2 separate regions of the Homo sapiens genome follow, and region 2 is linked to region 1. Evidence: chromatin contacts called from ENCODE Hi-C data. All regions are on one chromosome and are shown on one strand. The core of a region is the stretch at or near the end of the contact, and the rest is flanking DNA. Distances in the headings are between cores, read along the strand shown. Region 1 overlaps LOC105374037 (a long non-coding RNA gene). Region 2 overlaps LOC105374039 (a long non-coding RNA gene).

Region 1 (5,494 bases), core at 885-3,384:
TGTTGGGCACAAGTTAGTATTATAAATGAAGATAGTTGAGAGTTAGCCTATGTGGCAATTTTATAAAATAGTCTATAAAACTTTCTACTTAGAAAGAATGGTCCATTATTTCTGGGCATCAGATTAAGAGCAAACTTTGTGCTCTTTACTCCTTAATCTTCTCCAAAGTTTAAGGAATATTTTCATACTTAGTTTTTCTGTACTCAAAAAGCACTTTTATTCTCACATATCGGGATTCAATACCTGGATAATTTTAGCCTTTTGATTACTATTGTTGTAGGCAAAAGAGCACTTTACAGTTTTTTTTTCCTTTCTTTCTTTCTTTCTTTTTTAAAATCTGGTACTAAAACTTCAACTTAATTTATTTCAAACTGAAAGTTAAACTCAGATTGACTTTGGAAAAACCTTCTAACATCTTAAAAATGAAGAAACATTACATTGATCACAAAATAAATATTAAAATTTTATTGATAGATCAACAATTTAATTTATAAAACATTCAAGGCCTATGACTTTTCTACAAAGTTAATCAGTGAAGAGAAAATGGAAAGCCAGAATATATGTCTGGATATCACAATACTAAGAGCAATAAAATGTTTTCAATTGCCTCAGCATACATAACATTTTTATTTAAAATGAAGTCCTATAACCCAGAGTGCAGAATATTTAAACTCTGCTGCAATGAATTGATTGTCTTGATATAGAAAACTACTGCATCCACAGTGATTAAGATGGAATACGTTAATGAAGTAAGAGGGCATTTTTCAGTCAAAGTTGGTGGTGTTCTTGGATGTACTGTCTTTCCTTCTTTACCTTTTCTCTGCTATGTTTATCCTCTCCGAGCTGCTCTCATGTGTAAAGGCTCTGGAATTCCTGAAAAAATGATACACTAGCTTCATTCTCTACTAGTATAGTTTAAACAAGATGAGCTCATGTTAAACAAAAAGGGCAGCCACTAAGGGATTTAAAATGTACAAGTTGGTCATCTGAGAGGGTTTTGTACTTATGATAAGGGAGGAGACCACCCCTCATATTGTCTTATGCCCAATTTCTGCCTCCAAAGAAAGAAAAAGTAAAAACTAAAAGGCAGAAATGAAATCCACAAGCAGACAGCCCGGCGCCACACCCTGGGCCTGGTAGTTAAAGATCGACCCCTGACCTAATCGGTTATGTTATCTATAGATTACAGACATTGTATAGAAAAGCACTGTGAAAATCCCTATCCTGTTTTGTTCCGATCTAATTACCGGTGCATGCAGCCCCCAGTCATGTACCCCCTGCTTGCTCAATCGATCAAGACCCTCTCACGCACACCCTCTTAGAGTTGTGAGCTCTAAAAAGGGACAGGAATTGCTCACTCAGGGAGCTCAGCTCTTGAGACAGGAGTCTTGCCGATGCCCCCGGCCGAATAAACCCCTTCCTTCTTTAACTCGGTGTCTGAGGAGTTTTGTCTGCGGCTTGTCCTGCTACAATGAGACTTGTATATAGCTTTATGCTATTAAATGAGTATAGCATAAGTTTTATGCCTCAATTAGCATCTTTGAAGCTCTCTGTTCGTCTCCCCTCTAGTGGGTAGATCCTTTCTCTATTGCATACTTTTATGTCAGTGTGGTTTAATTTCAGCTAAATCCTACAGAAGCATATTGAATACTCACTGTGTGCTACAGCCACGAAGATGAACATGACATTGCCTTGCCTCAAAAATACTTAATATTTAGCAGGCCATTAAATATTATATATTCAAGGAATACTTCAAAGCAGATTCAAAAACTATAGCAATTCATCAAGAGGGAGCCTCTTCCTCTTGTAGGTACAAAAATCTTAGACCTTACTCAATAAACATGCTGAAGAAAACTACTATAAAATCTGGACATATTGCAAACAGCAACTCCCTGAAGGTGCTGGAGATTGAGCAGAAACAGATTCTGCACAGACTAACCTGAGGAAGAAAGACAGAAGCTGGACAGGGAAGTAACAGTCCCCACAGCTTTTAACCTTGAACTAATTTCAGTCCACACCTCTCATACAGTAGTAATAAAGACATGTGTACCAAAAGCCCACAGTCTTTCTGGCCTGGGGAACCAGAATACTGAAGCAGAGAAACCACAAATGCTGCAGAGAGTCGGGGAATAGCCAAAGGGAAAGAGTCATAGAGGGAATCCCTAAAGTTTTCTCACATCTCTGACTAATTCCTGAATCATGCATTTACAGAACAGACTAAAAACGATTCACTTAAAGACCATAGGCCTAAATTGAGACCAGAGAGCTGTCCAAGAAGCAGTTTGCAACTCAATCCCATCTGAAAAAAAGTTACTTTATACAACAAAGGAAACACTCATTGGAGAAAATAACACAATACAGATCCTCCATGACTTCACATTCAGAGTGTCTAATATGCAATCCAAGATTATGTAAAATAAGAACTAAGAAGATGGAACATTTTCTCAAAAGAAAAGAAAATATTGAAACTAACTGGCATGAATTTGAAGCTACCTGTTATATCTATTCTCAGTGAAATAAAATAAAACATGATGTCTTTATAAATAAAAATATAAGCAAAGAAAAAAGAAAGATTAAGGGGACTTTCAGACAGGTGATGAAAATCATCGAAGGTGAAGAATATAGAGAAAATAATAAAGCCATAAGGACTTGTTAGATTATACAAAATTGTCAAACATACATGTAATTTTAATACCAAAATAATAGAAAGGAAACAAATCAGAAAACTAATATTTAAAGAAATAATAGTGAAAATTTTTCTAAAAGTGTTGAAAGACAGGAATTTGGAGATATAAGGTGCTAAAGGTACCCTAAATAGAAAAAACCAACCAAACAAAAAAGTCTGTGCTGAGGTACATCATAGTGAAACTGTTGAAGGACAAATATAAAGAACAAAACTTGAAAGCAGCAAATAGAAAATGACATATTATGTACAGGGTGACAACAAACCCATTACTAGCTGACTTCTCACCATAAATAGAGGTTCCCACAAAAGACTGAAACAACACCTTTGTGATGAATGTTTCGAAAAGAAAAAGAAAATAAAAAAAGGGAGGAAAACCTGCTAACCCAGAATTCGATAACTAATAAAAATATTACTTAAGAATGAGGGCAAAATAAAGATATTTTCAGAAACTCAACACCAGCAAATCTGCACTATAAGACATACTAAAGTAAATTGTGCAAACTGAAGAGAAGTGATACCAGATAGAAACTCAGATTCCAAGAAAACATTAAAGAACACAGAAAATAGTAAATACCTGCAAAATTGCAAGTTGTTTTTTATTTTACTTTTTTTTCCTTTGGTTCTTTATATACCATGTCGATGTTTAAAACAAACTTAAAACATTTTCTTGCAGTACTTGAAGATGTACTTATATATTATACATAACAACTACCTGTTATAACCAAAAGGAAGCTAAAATGGATCTACATGCTTTCAAGATTTCTATAATTGATTCTAAGTAGTATGGTGTTAATTATAAGTGGACTGTGAAAAGTTAACGATGTATGCTTTATAAAAAACAACCACTTAAAAATGCAAAAGTGCCACAAAAATGTTTATTAAAAATTTTAAATAAAATTCAAAGAATCATCCAAATTATTTTTTATTTATTTATTTTATTTTTTTTTTTTGAGATGGAGTCTCACCCTGTCGCCCAGGCTGGAATGCAGTGGTGCGATCTCGGCTCGCTGCAACCTCCGCCTCCCGTGTTCAAGCAATTCTCCTGCCCCAGCCTCTCAAGTAGCTGAGATTACAGGCGCACGCCACTACCGCCCAGCTAATTTTTGTATTTTTAGTAGAGACGGGGTTTCACTGTGTTGGTCAGGCTGGTCTCAAACTCTTGACCTCATGATCCACCCCCCTCGGCCTCCCAAAGTGCTGGGATTACAGGCGTGAGCCACTGCGCTCAGCCCAAATTATTTTTTAAAAGCAGAAAAGGAAGAACAGAGGAACAGAAAACAAAAAAGATAACCAAAAAATAAAAAGCAAAATAGTAGTCTCAAATGCAAACATGTCAATTGTTACATTAAAAGTTAATTAATTAAATATTCCAATAAAAAAAGTTTGCCAAAAAAAATTTTAAGCCAAACATTTACAGACCACTTACAAGAGATGTGCTTTAAAATATAAAGATTAGTTAGAAATAAATGAATAAATGTGAACACTGAGCATAGAGGCTAGAATGACTACATAACTATGAGAGAAAATAGATATTAAAACAAAAAAAATCATAACTGTGTGTCAGTTCATCAGAGAACAATAATAGCTGATGTGCAGATAATAACAGAAGTTTAAAATACATGATGCAAAAATTAACAAAATTTCAGGAAAAATTATACACTTCTATAATTTTATGTGAAAAAAACTCATTTCTCTAAGTAATTTATTAAATAGCTAGACAAAAATTAGCAGACATGGATCTGAACAGCACTATCAAATATCTTTCGTTGATTGATATTTATAAAAGGCTACACCTCAAAATAGAAGAATGCATATTTTTAAAATGTATATTGTTCATTTTTCAGGGTAAATTATATTTTGAGGAATTAAAAATGCCTTAATAAATGTAAAAAGTTTGAAGTCATACAATATGTTCTCTAATCCCAATGGAATTAAATTAAAATTTCCTAACAATATTGCCAGGAAAATCCCTGGTATTTGGAAATTACACAATATATTTCTCAATAAATATTTGGCTAAGAAGAAATTATAAAATTGGTGATAATAAAAATATAAAGTATCAAAATTTGTGGGGTTCTACCAGAGCAATGCTTAAAGGAAAATGTATAGCACTAAAAGTTTCTATTAGAATATAAGGATGTCTGAAATCTATGATCTAATTTTCTACTCTAAAAAAAAAAAAAAGCAAATTAAGTCCAAAGCAGGCAAAAAATTAGAGCAATAATCAATGAAATACAAAAAAATAATAAAAATCAATGAGATTAAAACTTGTTTTTGAAAAACAGTCAATATAATGAATAAATGCTTAGCCAGAGAGAATGAGGAACAAAAGAAAAAAGGAAAGAAGGAAGGATGAAAGGAAGGAACAAAAGAGAGAAGCAGAGTTAAGGCACAAATTATTAATAACAAATGAAAGAAGTAACATCATTACAGAGCCTTAAGAGTTCAAAAAGATAGTAATGAAATATTATGAACAACTTTATGGCAATACATTTGACAATCTATATGAGATTAACACATTTCTTGAAAGAAATAAACTACCAAAGCTAATGTAGGAAAAACTAGAAAATGTATATTGATGCACACAAATTAAAGAAATTGAATTCATAATTAATCCACTTCCTCCTCCACATTATTTTAAAATATTTCTTCCAGCTTATAAGGCTCCATTGATTATTCTTTTTTCAAACATTTAAGAAAGAAACAATTCCAATTCTACAGCTTCAGAAAATAGAGGTCTGAACAATTCTCAACTTATTTTGTTGAGATATAACAGGAAACGAGAATGACAGACTAATAGTCCTCATG
Region 2 (5,494 bases), core at 860-3,359, 970 kb after region 1:
GTTAGACTTCTTTTCTGAAGGAGAGAGCATATTTTTATGCACAACTGTCTTCTTGTTTGTTATGATTACTTTCTGGGGACTGTGGTTCAGAACAAAGTCCCTGGTCTCTGTAAGATCTCCAATCTTGAAATAAAATTATATTCATGATAAGGTTTTCATTGAGCCAGAAATGTGAAACAATGCATTTTTAAAAGATGTTCACCAACAAGGACTAATTTCTATCCTACTTACTTCTCCTCCCCAGTACTACCCCTCCTCTTCCAAGAAAAGAATTTGGTTTGGCTCTCATTTGCCCAGGAAATGCTATTAATCGCAATCTCCTATTCCCTGATAACATTACTTAATTGAGGTTTTATTGAGCTATACCATTACTCAAAGCAACAAATACAAAAGTGTGCTTTCTGTCCTCTCTCTGTCTCTCTGTCTCTCTGTCTCTCTCTCTCTCTCTCTCTGTCTCCCTCCCTCTCTTGCACTTCTGCATGCCCTATTTCTTTCACTCTTGTCCTCAAATGCAGGACTCCATTTAAAAGGAAATTACTGGGGGAAATAACAGGGAACAGAGGGGTGATTCAGTCCTTGGTTGACCTTACCTAGTCTATTGTTTTCACCAAGTACAGAAACACGACAGTTTCTATGTGAACTATAGTTGTAAAAATACAATGTGATTAAGAATATTATTGTAGCAGTCTATCAAAGAACCACAGTATATGATTTTGCTCCACACTATCTATTTTTAAGCTATAAAATCAATTGCAACCCTTCTCATTTTTCAAGGTGTTCTTTCTTTCTTCATTGACTATGAAGAGACATTTTAATAAATTTTAATGTTTTGAAGCCAGGTAGAATGTAGAACTTAAAATATTTCTTCTAATTCTGGCTATGCTAACTTAACCTTGGAAATATTAATGGTTTCTTCAATGTATTTCTGAAAAAATCAACATTTTGATTACTGAGTTATTAAATTGCCAGGGCTTTGGCAATTTCAAAATATCTCTGTCTCTGTCTCTTTCTCCATCTCTCTCTCTCTCTCCTTGTTTCAGTTTGCTACTCAAAATAAATATTCAAAGATTACTTATTATAATTATCTAATTGAATTATATAATTTTATTTCTGAAAGTAAAATGCCAGGTGGAAATTTTATATATATCTTACCTAAAATTATTTTTTGTACATCTATAAAATGAATTTTTAACATGCATGTGGTAAAAATTCATTTTCTTTATATGTACATGTTTATGAAGAAATCTAGACAAATATACACCATATAGGTCTTGGTAGTCTTTGGGCAGTTAGAATTCTTTCTTATCCATTTAAATTTTCTTTCTTATCCATTTAAAATGGTTTCATGTAATGAGCAGATATTGATGTTGTAACTGAAAAAGAAGTATTAAACTAAAATTAGTCTTTCATGGATGGAATTCGGCATGGTGAAAATGGTGATAAAACAGATTGCTATGCTGAAAGTCTCATGAAATTCTTTTTCATTACATGCTAACTCATAAAACTCATAAAATTTGAGTGAAAACCAAAAGAACTCTACTCTGATGAAGGCAGGACTGCTAGCTGTGCCATAATAGGTTATCTTTCACATCCATCAAAAATCTATTGATCATTTAATAACTGCTCCTTGATTAGGGTGGTTCTTCCAGCAAGAATCCAACTCTGTTTGTTTTCCCTTTTTCCTAATTCTGAGGCATGAAACTTTATAGGATATTTTGATTCCATGCCCAATCGTACATCTCACCTTACAGCCTCTTTATTGGTAATGACCTTGCTTTCATCATGCTTCGCCATGCCAGTCAGCCCATTCTCATCCTAAAGTGCCCAAAGAAACATAAACTCCTAACAAGTCTTCTGTTTCTCTGTTCTCCTTTCTTCCATTCATTTCACACACGCCCACCCAATTTATCCTTTTAAAATGTTACTTTAAATATATGACTCATATGCTGAAATATCTTTAGGGAGTCTCTCTGACATGAGGAAAAAACCCACACCCTTTAGCCTAGAATTCAAAGCTCTTGGACAGCTTTGTCTGCTCCAAGTCCCCTAATACAGCCTCTGCTAAACCGGAATAGCCCACTCACTAAATGGCCTTGAACTTCAACACTGTCAAGTGTTGGCTCTTCCTGTTTCTTCTGCCTGGAATGACTTAGCTTGCGGTTTCTACCAGTCTGACGCCTATAGGGCCAAGTTTAGATTCCATACTTCATATGCTCTTGGCCCACTCTACCCCTAAGATAACTCCCCCTTTGCTAAAATCCTGCCCTACCTTCTCATTTGGGCTGTGCTTTATGCTGCTTGACTTTTTTGGTGCACATGGATGCTTCCTCCCAGCTAAATGGTAACTGCCTTAAAACTGAGGGTTGTGTTTTATCTTTGGTATTTTAAAATTATCTAGAACTATGCCTCTTCAGTAATCTCTTAAGAATTGACATACAGCAAGTATTTTTTAATTAACTGAAACCTTAACCATCATGTTTTCTAAGCATTTTGGAAAACATGCAAAAGTATAGCACTCCCATTTTTATTTTTAGTAAGTGTTTAAAGATAAGTAAGTAATATTTGAGTTAACCATTATGAAAACCACAAAAGTAAGTTTACCTTTTGCTCAACTTCCTGTTTCTGAAAATGTCCTTTTCTCACTGAGTGTGTTTAGCTAGAGCATTTAAAAAGTTTGTCCAAAACACACAATCATGGCTTGCCTTTAGCAGAAATAATGTGTGTTCCTGCTTCTCTTTGTAAATAATTGAATTTGCCTCTGCAGTTCAAGAAGATCACGATTTCTTTTTGTGTGTGAAACTGACTTGCTTCTGTTTTCTCCTTATGTGCAGCAGACTATAAGGCAGAAGAAACCCTGTGCAATCGGGATATGGTGGGTAGGGAGGATAATAGAAGAGATTGACATGACTTCCATAGAAGAGTTATTTTTAAGTATAGAGAACGCCTGTCTATCCCCATGCTGAAAGAGCCTTTAGAAAATATTACCAGGATTGAAAGGCGGTGGGGGCAATTCCCATCACCTGGGATAGCCGTGCCAGTCTGCGGAGTGTTGCTGCCACCTGCTGCATGCAAACAGCCATGGAGGGGCTGTTGCCTGGGTCTTGCAGCTGCAGGACACCCGAAGTGTAAGCGTTCAGTTAATATTCTGTGGCCATGCATCTGAAATTGTTATACTTTCAGAACCTGTGTGGATCCCAAAGAAAAATTAATCAAATCTGATGGCTTCAGGCCATAGAAGTTTCTAGATATAAGAATCATTAACTAAGCCCTGAACAATACACAGAAGACAGATTTGCCGTATAGCCACTAAATGCATGGCTCAGGTAGCCCAACCCCAATGAGAGGCAAGAATTCTACTGAAAGTAAGTCTGTAGCACTGGAAAATAAACGACCATTTCCATGTTTCTGAGTTTACAGACTTTTTTGGAACAACTGTTTCACTTTAATACAATAAAAGATAGGAGAAGTCTAAATACCCCAAAGAGGGTATTGTTCTTAGAGAATTCAATAAATGTATATTTGAATTGGTTTCTACTTAGGTAAATTCCTCTTAATATGAAAAATGGAACGAGATCATAGAATCCCTTCTCCAGGCTTGTAATGTGTCCTGATTTAATAGGGACACCAACGTGCAAATCAGGATCTTCATAGTGCATCTCCAGGACTATTTTTGCTGCTATGCTTCATAAAACTTTGATTTACTAGAATTTCCAGGGGCAATGGGAAGAGATGAAGCTACCCAGAGCAGTTATGTCTCTTCCTGACCTTCTATAAAGGACTTTGAGTTCCCAGGCCTTCCCTGGAAAATCACTGTCAGTACTACCTGACCCAATATCCCCAGTGACCTGAAACTCATGGGAAGTTGGGAAGGGGTGATAATAAAGGTTTGGGGAGCACTGGACTAGGCAAGCAGTAACTACATCTAAATTCTGCAAGAAATCATTAGCTGAGGAATACTGAATAAGTATGGCAATTATCATGGCAAGTATTTGCAGTGGTGGTATAGGGGGTGATCTGGACGTCCAGGAAGACAGTCGCCCTTGTTTATTTACATGAAAACCTCTCTTCTCCCATCTAAATTTAATCTCCTGAATGGCAAAAGCATTTCCTTCTGTCTTAGCATCGTCCATATTCACCACGAGTCCTTGCATAGGAGAGATTGGTGTATACATGATGACAACCTGACGAAAATTATCTCCACCTCACCTGAAAAGAATTCCCATCTCAGGATTACAACTGGCCTTTTCATTTGTCTTTGGTCTTGCTAGGTGGTACGTATATTCTAGTAATGAGATTAGGGTCACAGGATATTTTAATCATTCATACGGTTGTATGAAGACACACATGTTTATTTGTAGTTATTCTTTGTCCATCAAACTTACAGTAGTCCTCAGTCTAATGCTTGTTTTCTTAATGTTGGAGGGTGATGACAGCCTATTTTATCTCAGGCTGAAAAACTAATACAATTAAATCAGAGAATCATAGCAGGGAACAGTCATCGTGTTCTACGAATAGCCAGACATTTTTACCAAGGGGTCACTTTCCTGAAACCTGTTTGCGGTTCTCTGTAAATAGAAGTAACTAGGCAGATGTAATAAGCCTAATAGCTCACTGAGGTGGGAATTCTCTGCCTTTGGATTCTGATTGTTACTGCCTTGCTTTGGCTTAGGCATGGATAAACTCTTCTGTGGTGAACAAAAATGGCCTCCAGCCAACCTGGTGGGAGACTTCCCTATCTGACCTCCAACCTTCCCTCGTCTTCCCAGACGAGGGGTAGAAAAGTAGCCCTCACTCCTCCACTCCCAGGAAATGTGCATTTCCCTGCAAGAGGAGAGACAATAAAATTTGGTTTGATAGCTGACACTATTCCCTGTTACTTTTCAGATTTTATTAAAATTAAATGTGTTAATTCTTTGTTCTTTCACCCCAGGGCAATTCTGGAAAGAAAACATATCTTAAGATTGAACAGAAAAACTATTATGAAAAACACCAAGCTCACATTTGTTAAATGACTTTGTGCTCTTGAAAAAAATGTATAAAAAGCACATTGCCAACTGCTCTGCGTGATATCCTTTGTTTGGATTTTAGACGCAGCTTGACTGACACAGAGATCCTGAATAAGAGACTCTTTGGATACTGAAAAGTCTCTTAAATAAGGTGATACACAAATTTCAGAGAACAATTTCAACATTGTTCTGTCGAACGTTATACTCAGTCCTGAACCACATTACTTTCCTGTCTACGTTTCATTTCCTGGGGGCTTGCCAAGTGATAAACAGACCCAGGCGTGTGTGGTAGAGTTCGGGTTTTTTAGCACGAAGTGGGTGGCTGGAGTTTGCTTGAAAACATCAATTGACTTTGTGATCATTACAGAAATGCTGGTGTAAGGTGTTCAGAAGACAATGGAGAAAAAATGGAAATACTGTGCTGTCTATTACATCATCCAGATACATTTTGTCAAGGGTAAGACTTCCAGTTGTCCCTTCTTGTCGGA

Evidence for each region. A loop is a pair of places that touch in the nucleus more often than their neighbours do. Pooled maps may share reads with other maps.
Region 2: a loop to region 1 is called in a map with no recorded cell type, with 9 times the contacts of the local background. The contact joins two enhancer-like sites. A Hi-C loop is called at or near these places in 2 of 37 single-sample maps with no recorded cell type and 2 of 50 pooled maps.

The regions. Positions count from the first base shown.
Region 1 is chr3:110,566,362-110,571,855 of GRCh38, forward strand. The region is part of intron 3 of LOC105374037 (a long non-coding RNA gene); the gene reads right to left. Among named protein-coding and RNA genes, the nearest start is that of NECTIN3-AS1, 500 kb to the right of the region's middle. Within about 2 kb of position 2,135, at least 2 of the 41 ENCODE cell types and tissues checked have a DNase peak (open chromatin) inside an H3K27ac peak, as active enhancers do.
Region 2 is chr3:111,536,847-111,542,340 of GRCh38, forward strand. LOC105374039 (a long non-coding RNA gene) reads left to right here. Exons shown (of 3, transcript XR_001740846.1): 3 at 5,089-5,157. CD96 (CD96 molecule) reads left to right here and starts at 5,351. Exons shown (of 14, transcript NM_005816.5): 1 at 5,351-5,463. The coding sequence starts at 5,403. Within about 2 kb of position 2,110, at least 5 of the 41 ENCODE cell types and tissues checked have a DNase peak (open chromatin) inside an H3K27ac peak, as active enhancers do.